2 separate regions of the Homo sapiens genome follow, and region 1 is linked to region 2. The links are chromatin loops, found by intact Hi-C in ENCODE. Cell type or tissue: Caco-2. All regions are shown on one strand. Links, peaks and the distances in the headings refer to the core of each region. The heading gives the core; the rest is flanking DNA.

Evidence for each region. Hi-C counts contacts between places; a loop is a spot of excess contacts. Peaks named below come from ENCODE experiments on the same cell type or tissue, not always from the same donor. Only the 100,000 strongest peaks of a DNase experiment are listed, where the experiment ranks them.
Region 1: it touches region 2 in a loop (6-fold over the local background); 4 of 110 quality-filtered maps call a loop at or near these places.

The regions. Positions count from the first base shown.
Region 1 is chr10:26,455,170-26,460,553 of GRCh38, forward strand. All of the region lies in intron 2 of APBB1IP (amyloid beta precursor protein binding family B member 1 interacting protein), which reads left to right. Among named protein-coding and RNA genes, the nearest start is that of APBB1IP, 20 kb to the left of the region's middle. In Caco-2, for the core only: no CTCF peak of the experiment used is centred there; a DNase peak (open chromatin) is centred at 2,502.
Region 2 is chr10:26,513,809-26,519,192 of GRCh38, forward strand. The region is part of intron 8 of APBB1IP (amyloid beta precursor protein binding family B member 1 interacting protein); the gene reads left to right. Among named protein-coding and RNA genes, the nearest start is that of LINC03028, 63 kb to the right of the region's middle. In Caco-2, for the core only: no CTCF peak of the experiment used is centred there; a DNase peak (open chromatin) is centred at 3,043; H3K4me3 peaks cover 385 bases.

The sequences.
Region 1 (5,384 bases), core at 74-5,073, 59 kb before region 2:
TTGCTCGGCTAATTTAAATATAAATATGGGCCATGGAGTAAAGTACTGTGAGTGTATCATTAAGAAGGAAAAAGTCAGGCCTGGGCACAGTGGCTCACGCCTGTAATCCCAGCACTTTGGGAGGCCGAGGCGGGCGGATCACAAGGTCAGGAGTTTGAGACCAGCCTGGCCAACATGGTGAAGCCCTGTCTCTACTAAAATACAAAAAAGTTAGCCAGGTGTGGTGCGGGCGCTTGTAATCCCAGCTACTTGGGAGGCTGAGGCAGGAGAATTGCTTGAACCCAGGAGGCAGAGGTAGCAGTGAGTTGAGATTGCATCACTGCACTCCAGCCTGGGTGACAGAACAAAAAAAAAAAAGAATAATAATAATAAGAAGAAAAACGTCTTTGGGGATGCTCACGTTAACTTAGTAAAGTTACGTGGTTACTGTTATGTGAAACACATATAAAATACATACACTTCCCGAAGTTGAATTTTACACTATGTCTGCTGATTCAGCTGTTTAGAGTTTTGGGGGATTTCTTTTTTTTTGGTTTGTGGTTCCAAGGCCACAGCTTTGGAAAACAGTGTGTCAATTCTTCAAAAGTTAAATACTTACAGAGTTACCATATGCCCCAGCAGTTGCACTCTTAGGAGTGCCAAGAGAAATCGAAACATACATCCACACAAAAATGTGCAGGCAAGTGTTCATACCGGCATAATTTGTATTAGCTGAAAAAATGGAAACAACCCAAATGTCCATCAACTAATAAAAAGAAATGAAGTGTCAGCACATATTACATTTTGGATTGAACTTTGAACACATTAAGTGAAAGAAGCCAGACACAAAAGACCACATTAATGTATCATCCCATTGATAGGAAATGTCCAGAATAGGCAGCTTTATATAGAGAGGAAGTAGAATAATGATTGCTAAGGGATGGGGAGAGGAGGAGTGAACGGATACAGGGTTTCTTTTATAGGAGAAGAAAATGTTCTAAAATTAGATTGTGGTGATGGTTGCACAACCCTGTGAATATGCCAGAACCATTGAATTATACACTTTAAATAGGTGGATTGTTTCATTTCACCTGCATGCAAGGAGCTGCTCTATCCACGGGAAAATGGATGCACTAGGTGCAATTTGCACTCTGGGTTCAGTACATTAAGTGAAAGCCTTTGGTGTGCCTAGGAATTATAGGGAAAATAGCAGTGATAGCAGCGGAGTAGATTTTAGGAGAGAACAGGATGGATGTCTGAAAGATGAGGTTGGAGGGGTTGATGCGGGTTGGACTATGGAAAAATTTAAAAGCCACCTTATGGAGTTTATATTAAATCCTATGGACAGTAGAGAGCCACTGAAAAGTTTTGCTACTTGAAAGAATATGACAGAACTGGGTTTTAAGAAGAAAACTCTGGTGGCATTATAGAAGCTGATTTAAGAAGCAGAGACTGTGGCGAGCATCTGTATTCCCAGCTACTCAGGAGGCTGAGGTGGGAGGATGGCTTTTGTCCAGGAGGTTGAGACTGCGATGAGCCGTGATCATGCCACCGCACTCCAGCCTGGGTGACAGAGCAAGAACCTGTCTAAAAAAAAAAAAAAAAAAAAAGGAGAGACTGTTTGAGCCTGTGTAGGCATATGAAAAATAATTACAAAAGAAAAGAAGGAGAGATTGGAGATAGGAAGATGAAAAGTAAGCTGGGGGCAGAATCCTGATAAGATGTGGAAGACCTGTACTAGGATGGTAGCTGGGGAAAGTGTGGGACAAGTTCAAGGGCATTAGAAAGGCTAAACTGACCAGACAAACTGATCATATTTGGGACTTCCAGAATAGGTGATGCTTCTGAGAAGATTGGCTTAGTGAAGGTTATTGGGCTATAGGTCAAGATAAATGTAGGCTGGTTTTTTGGGTGTTTGTTTCTTTAGCAAGAGAGGGATACTATCTGAAAAGAGGAGTCCTTGTGTCCAAGTGGCTCCTTTTAGACACTCACAGCACAGGAGCTAGGCTGTGCTTGGTCATTGCAGATGTTCATAGCCATCAAGTCAGCCCACCTGTGTTTCTTCTCCGAGCCTTGTCTTCCCTTTCTCTGGTCTGCTTTTTCAAATTCTAATGTACGCTTCTTTTTCAGTTCCCCAATTTCTGGTAACTATCGCATTTGAATTTTTCTTTTTTAAGAGACAGGGTCTAACTCTGCTGCCAGGCTGGTCTTGAACTCTTGGCCTCAAGCAATCCTCCTGCCTCCGCCTTCCAAAGTGCCAGGATTACAGGTATCAGCCACTGTGCCTGGCCTCACCTTTGATTTTGGTATCCTTTACCCAGACATCCAGTCGCAGCCTCACTTCACTGCACTGTTCAACTCCTAACTCAGTATCTGATTTTCATCCAGGGTTTCTCTGTGCTGACTTTGTCCCCAGTTCCCAAGATAACATCTGGCTTAGATCTCCCTATACCAAAACCTATACTGGTAAGCCAGGGGACCTGGGAACAGGCTGAAGAGGAGGCTGGAAGGAGGCCATGTTGCATTTAAACCACCGGTAGGGCTGCCTGGTGGAAATGCTCTCTATGCAATGGGAAGTATAATTGCAGGGCTTAAAAATGAGGAGGGAGAGGAAGACACAGATAAGTATGAGTTTTCTGCTTCCCTCTGAAGCAATATCTATAGAGATTAGATAACAGGAATAAGTATAATACCAAACAAAGATCAGGGAAGATTTATCCTAAAGATAATCTGGATCATAGCTACAATGACTAAATTATTTGCTCTGAAAGGGTAAACTTGTTACCACCATTCCTTCAGAAAACACTTAAAGCTGGGTCTTTATTGGTATTTATGAAATCTGGATATTTTTATGGCCTGACTAATACCTTTGTCAAGCCCTTGGACAGCAGAGAAGTTGTATGGAGCCGAAAGTGCAAGGACTTAATGAATGATTTCTTGAAAGTATTACTGAAACTCTCTGGATGTGGTGTCTCATGCCTGTAATCTCCGCACTTTGGGAGGCCAAGGTCGGTGGATCACTTGAGGTCAGGAGTTTGAGACTAGCTGGACCAACACGGTGAAACCGCGTCTCTATTGAAAATATAAAAATTAGCTGAGCGAGGTGGCATGCACCCTTAGTCCCAGCTACTTGGAAGGCTGAGGTGGGAAAGTCGCTTGAACCTAGGAGGCGGAGGTTGCAGTGAGCCAAGATCTTGCCGTTGCACTCCAGCCTGGGTGACCAAGCAAGACTCTGTCGAAAGGAAGGAAGGAAGGTAGGAAAAGGGAAGGAAGGAAGGAAGGGAGGGAGGGATGGAGGGAGGGAGAGAGGGATTACTGAAAGTTTTTCTGGAAAGATCCATGAACACCTGACCAAAAAATTAACAAAGCTAATTTTCCAGTATCACTTTTTTCTCTCAGTGTCTACATCATAACAAACCTAAGTTGTATCTTAATACATTATTTGCCTTTTATATCAGAGCATCACTGGACCATTGTAAGGCAGTAGTAATAAGTTATTAATGATAAAATAGGTAACAAACAAAGACTATAATATGCTATCATCAAAAAATTAAGGCCATATTTCACTTCATGTTTTAGATTCTGGTAGGATTTTAAAGCACCAAATTCTTTGATATTTTTGAATATACTTTCACTAATTCTATTATTATCTACTTTATTCTTATTTACTGTTCTGTTTTAATTATTGTCTGCTTTCATTACTTTTTTCTCCAAAATTTCCTCTGAATTTGACTTTAATTAAATTGTGTATAAGTGTGTATTTTCTTTACTGTGGTTATTTTCTTTTCTTTTCTTTTATTATTATTATACTTTGAGTTTTAGGGTACATGTGCACAATGTGCAGGTTAGTTACATATATATACATGTGCCATGCTGGTGTGCTGCACCCATTAACTTGTCATTTAGCATTAGGTATATCTCCTAATGCTATCCCTCCCCCCTCCCCCCACCCCACAACAGTCCCCAGAGTGTGATGTTCCCCTTCCTGTGTCCATGTGTTCTCATTGTTCAATTCCCACCTATGAGTGAGAACATGCGGTGTTTGGTTTTTTGTCCTTGTGACAGTTTACTGAGAATGATGATTTCCAATTTCATCCATGTCCCTACAAAGGACATGAACTCATCATTTTTTATGGCTGCATAGTATTCCATGGTGTATATGTGCCACATTTTCTTAATCCAGTCTCTCATTGTTGGACATTTGGGTCGGTTCCAAGTTTTGCTATTGTGAATAGTGCCGCAATAAACATACGTGTCATGTGTCTTTATAGCAGCATGATTTATAGTCCTTTGGGTATATACCCAGTAATGGGATGGCTGGGTCAAATGGTATTTCTAGTTCTAGATCCCTGAGGAATCACCACACTATCTTCCACAATGATTGAACTAGTTTACAGTCCCACCAACAGTGTAAAAGTGTTCCTATTTCTCCACATCCTCTCCAGCACCTGTTGTTTCCCGACTTTTTTATTTTCTAGGTAGTTTGATATTGTCCTTTTGAAATTTTCTTCTCTGTTTCCTCAGCTGTTAAGGAAAATGTTTTCTACTTAAGGAGTTTTTTTTAAAATTTGTTTTAGCCCTTATTTTTCATTTTCATTATTGTTGTATCTTGGTCAGAGAATGTGGCTATTTCTCCTTTGAGAAATTTATTTACATTTTCTGGCACATAACTAGTTTTCAACAAATAATTTATAAGCTAAGCCTAATTTTTACTCAAATCCCCTATAATATATTTATGTCTTTCCCCTATTAATCAGTCAAATATAGAAATTAAATTTATTACCATTGCTAAGGTCATAATTTTGTAAGCCAAATTTTTACTATTATTTTCTATTTACTTAGTCTTAAAAATAATTTGTATAAACAAAATAATGTATTTTTGCTTGGAAAATTTAATGATGACTCAGTTCTGAACCAAGACAAATAATGCTAAATTCTTAATTACAGTTCTTGCCTCCAGAGAAATAAAGAAAATAATTAGCTGATGACAAGAATAACACTCTCTGTAAAGTTACTGAGCACAGTAACAAATAAATAAACAAATAAAACACCCTTCTTAGGAATAATTATCATAAAATTTGCTAGTCAGAAACAATACATGAAGGATACACTGTAGTTTGCATCTTCTTTTCCCTAAGAATTTTTAGAGTCATTTAGAATTTTAGAATGTAGTCAAGAAAGACAAAGAATTTGTTGCAATGCACTTGTCCATCTCAAATTGTCCTCCTCACATTGACTCCCCAGCAATGTTTAGGAGAATAAAGCCACAATAGGATGGAGTGGAGAAATCTCTTTCCCCTTTTTTATGAGCTGCCCTCACAGTAGGATGTTATATTTTTGCATGCATATGTTCATTGTTCACAATAGCACTATTCACAATAGCAAAGACATGGAATCAGCCCAAA
Region 2 (5,384 bases), core at 222-5,221:
TACAACCTCCGCCTCCTGGGTTCAAGCAATTCTCTTGCCTCAGCCTCCCAAGTAGCTGGGACTACAGGCATGGGCCACCAGGCCCAGCTAACTGTTTTGTATTTTTTAGTAGAGACAGGGTTTCACCATGTTGGCCAGGATGGTCTTGATCTCCTGACCTCGTGATCTGCCCACCTCAGGCTCCCAAAGTGCTAGGATTACAGACGTGAGCCACTGCGCCCAGCCAAGGATTTTTTTTAATGTCACCTGTATACTAACCACACCATTCATTGTCTCACAAAATATCACAAATATATTATTTTCAAATAAACACAAACTCAACTCTTAAGCTATATGTACGCTAACAGTCCTTTGAAGGATTCAGAAAGAAAAGAATCCATTTTGCTTTTTTTCATTCCAAATCCAAAACCTATCTCTCTGTGGTTTTCTCATCCTCTTCTGTCCCTGTTTCTGTGTGGCTGTATTAATCCAATATATCTTCATGCACTCACTGTTGGTTCTTCCTGCTTCTTGCTTGAAAGATGCTCTTTTCTTTGTTGTTTGTATTTGGTGCTTATATTTGCTAGGAAAACTAAAAGGACTACCTAGAAAATGTGCAATTTATTGTGATTTTGTTGCAAACAATTTGTGCAAGTAAAAAGCATAAATTTATATTTGTTCTTCTTTTCATACTTGTTCATATTGGTTCTTCATGTTTGGAAATGCTTCCTTCAAGTCATGTGTACAAGCATGTCCAGGATTTTTCCCAACTGTGGCCTCAAGCAACTATAATTGTGTGAGGGTCATTACTTTCTTTTTGAAAATCAAAGAATGTTAAAGGTGAAGAAGTTCCTCTCCATTTTCCAGACACCTTTCCCTTTTACAGGTTAAAAAAAAAAAAGTGTCATATCACTAGAGGGAGAATTAGGGCAGCTTCCTTGCGGGAAAATTTCTCCTATAAATGCTATTTTCTGGGTTTTCCCTAGGTTGTATGGTGGCTGACTGACAACACAACAATTAAATAGTATTAAAAGTACAAAGTTTTTCGCCCCTAACTACCTTCAATGCCATGCTTTTTTCTTTTTCTTTTCTTTTTTTTTTGTTAGACAAAGTCTTCTTCTGTTGCCAGGCTGGAGTGCAGTGGTGCAATCTCGGCTCACTGAAACCTCTGCCTCCCGGGTTCAGGTGATTCCCCTGCCTCAGCCTCCCAAGTAGCTGGGACTACAGGCGCATGACACCACCCCCGGCTAATTTTTTTTTTTTTTTTTGTATTTTAGTAGAGATGGGGTTTCACCGTGTTGGCCAGGGTGATCTTGATCTCCTGACCTCGTGATCCGCCCGCCTTGGCCTCCCAAAGTGCTGGGATTCCAGGTGTGAGCCACTGCACCCAGCCCAATGGCATGCTTTAACAACTGCGTTAGTGAGGGTACCATCTAAATTGCTGTAGCAAAGAGACTCTTAAATCAGTGGTTCAAACAAGCTACAAGCTTATTTCTCTCTCACGCACTGGTCCAGCCACAGGTAGCTAGACCTAGTAGAATGGCTCTGCCATTTTCGATATGTGGTTTCCATCTTTGGTTCCATGTTAGCTTTTCCGCCTCACCATTTTCCAGTCCATATGAAGTGAGGGAAGAGCCGGGGAAATGCACATTCAGATTTATGCTTCCATCCCATTGGCCAGAAATTAGTTACATAATGACACTGAGCTACAAGGAAAGCTGACAAATGTAGTGTCTATCTGAACAACCATATGCACAGCTAAAACTAGGGAGTTACATTCAGGGCCACCACTTTGCATAACTCCTCCATGAGGCACCTTTCCCCTTGAATCTATAAAAATAATGCCCAAGAGTCATGCAACATGGCTATGCTATTGTATAACTAAGAGAAGGAATAGCTATTGTATAACTAAGATTAGCCATGGTGGGAGAGCCGGAGATTACCTCCATACCCCTTTAGGCTGGATCAGATATTACCTCCATACCCCTTTAGGCTGGATCAGAGATTACCTCCATATCCCATTAGGCTGGATCAGAGATTACCTCCATACCTGTTTAGGCTGGATTAGGGATTACCTCCATATCCCTTTAGGCTGGATCTAGAAACCAAGTTGACACCAGGGAGATTAACAAGAGGAAAGTATGCACATTTTTATCAGTTTTACATCTACATGGGGATCTTCACAAGAGTCAAGTCTAAAGAAGTGGCCGAGGCAAGATGCTTCTATACTTTTTAAACAAATAATAAATTTGAAAAAAAAATGACAGAACAAAGGGAATCTGGCTAGGGGCAGTAAAGTTTCTAGGGGAGTGTAAACCGGAAAGTCTCTGTGACAGGTCTCAATCAGCTTAGAAGTTTCTTTTGCCAAGGCTTAAGGACATGCCCAGAAGAAAACAAACAAACAAACAAACAGAATCACAGAAACAGTCTGTGGTCTGTGCCCTTCTCCAAAGATGAATTTGAGGGCTTCAATATTTAAAGGGGATGCCAGGCACGGTGGCTCCCGCCTGTAATCCAGCACTTTGGGAGGCTGAGGCAGGCGGATCACTTGAGGTCAGGAGTTTGACCAACATAGAGAAACCCCATCTCTACTAAAAATTTAAAACTTAGCCAGGCATGGTGGTGGGCTCCTGTAATCTCAGCTACTTGGGAGGCTGAGGAAGGGAGAATTGCTTGGACCCAGGAGGCAGAGGATGCAGTAAGCCGAGATAGCACCACTGCACTTCAACCTGGGTGACAGAGCAAGACTCCATCTCAAAAAAAAAAAAAAAAAAGTAAAGCGGAAAAGTCAAGGAGGGGAAAGAGGGAGGGGTGTGGTAACGCACACATTGCAAGAGAAAAGGAGCAGGTAGGGGAAGAGTGAATGGCTGTATTCCTCTCGCACTCAGTAAGTTGGAACTTCACAGAAGATAAGATGAACATAGAGTTGCTCCCTGTGGAGATATTTAACCTTTTATTTGTAGCTGTCTGTTTAGGAACAAAAGGGAAGGCAACGTCTTGCATGACTCAGCTTTCAGCTTACTTTATTCCTTTTGGCAGCGTGAACTGGGGTCCCGCGTTTTTATTTTCCTTTCACTAGAGGGCATCACCAGAAGATATATGGGGGGAGATAAGGGTTACTTTACCTATAGTGGAAGATAAGGGTTCCTTTGTTGAGTATATTTATTCAGCTCCTTTGCAGCCCCGTTCCCAGTCTCTGGTGATAAGGGCTATTTTCTCGCCCCGAAATGCTGAGGGTTCCCCTCCCAGAGGAATCTTGATGGCTTGCTGCCTGCAGGAAGAGGAGGTCAGCTCACCCTTTCTGGAACCGCAGTTTCTCCAATGTTTTCAACTAGAAGTAATCAGTGCACCAATCTAGCATTTTTGGGGATGGCATGTCTTTCAGTCCTTCAGTGGGCATCTGCAGTTTGCCATGGTAACTAATGAACTAGTGCACATATCATAATGGTACACTCTGAATTTTTACAAAGTGAACCAACCCATGTAATTACCACCCACATGAAGATAACAGAGCATTCAGGGAGTTGCAGCGGCCTTCCTCCTGGCCCTTCCCAGTCCTTACTACCCATTACAAAGGTCGTCATGATTCTAGCCTCTATCTCCTTAGCATTTCCTCTTTTTGAACTTTATATATGAAATGGAATTATATCACAGTACTTCTTTCTTTTTGAGACAGGGTCTCGCTCTGTTGCCCAGCCAGATCTTGCAGTGGCACGATCTTGGCTCACTGCAACCTCCACCTTGCAGGCTGAAGTAAGCCTCCCGCCTCAGCCACCAGAGTAGCCGGAAACACAGGCACAGGCCATCACACCCGGCCAAGTTTTGTTTTTGTTTTTTTGAGAGACAGGCTCTCACCATGTTGCCCGGGTTGGTTTTGTTTAGCTTTGCTTTGGCTCAACTCTCATTCATGCTATTGCCCATAGCACTAGCTTATTCTTTTTCACTGTTAGAATTCCATTGTGTGACTATACCAAAACCTATTTATCCATTGTCTTGCTGATGGATATTTGACTTGTTTCTAGCGTGGGGCTTTAACAAGTAATGCTGTTGGGAGCATTCTTATACAGTACATGTCTTTTGTTGGACATGTGTAGACATTTCTCTTGCATATATACCTATAGGTGCAATTGCTGGACCACAGGTTGTGCATATGCTTAGTTTTATTTTTTATTTTATTTCATTTTTGGGATTGAGTCTTGCTCTGTCACCCAGGCTGGAATACAGTGGTGCAATCTAGGCTCACTGCAACTTCTGCCTCCTGGGTTCAAACGATTCTCCTGTCTCAGCCTCCTGCACAGCTGGGATCACAGGCAACCACCACCATGCCTGGCTAATTTTTGTATTTTTAGTACAGGCAGGGTTTCACCATGTTGGCCAGACTGGTCTTGAGCTCCACCTCATGTGATCTGCCTGCCTCAGCCTCCCAAAGTTCTGGGATTACAGGCATGAGCCACCGCGCCCAGCCTATTTTTTTTTTTTTTTTAAAGAGTCCTTCTGTCACCCAGGCTGGAATGCAGTGACACAATCTCAGCTCACTGCAACCTCCACCTCCCTGGCTCAAGTGATTCTCGTGCCTCAGCCTCCCGAGTAGCTGGGACTACAGGCACTCACCACCACACCTGGCTAGTTTTGGTATTTTTAGTAGAGACGGGGTTTCACCATGTTGGCCAGGCTGGTAATATGTTTAGTTATAGTAGATACTGCCAAGCAGCTTTCACACAGATTCTATGACTTAGCCTCCCATTAACATTGTATGAGAATTCCTGTTGTTCCAGATCCTTGATAGCCTTTGGTGTTACCATTAGTTTTTAAATTTTATCCATTCTAGGGGTTTGTAGTGGCATCTTCTGTGGTTTTAAGTTGAATTTTCCTGATGCCAGTGATTGTAGCATCTTGTCAAATGTTTATTATCCATTTGAATACCCACTTTTGTGAAGTGCCTGCTCAAATCCTTTGCCATGATTCCCAGTCTCTCACCCTAGACTAAGCATCAACAAATGCCCTGAGGGGAAGTGTGGCTTTCTGGAGACCTGAACACCACTTTATGGTTCATTTCTGTCTTAGATCTTGACCTCTTGCGTCCTAATTGCTTCAATAGCTCTCTAATGCCTTCACACAGATTTTTTATTAAATCCAGCATTTCTAGCGGTTTTGTGTACAGCAAGCTACTTGTATTGGGCCATTCTCACACTGCTATAAAGAAATACCTGAGACTAGGTAATTTATAAAGAAAAGAGGTTTATTTGGGAGGCTGAGGCGGGTGGATCACCTAAGATCAGGAGTTCGAGACCAGCCCGGCCAACGTGATGAAACCCTGTCTCTACTAAAAATACAAAAATTAGCCAGACATGGTGGGGGTGGGGTGGGGTGGGGGGCATCTGTAATCTCAGCTACTAGGGAGTCTG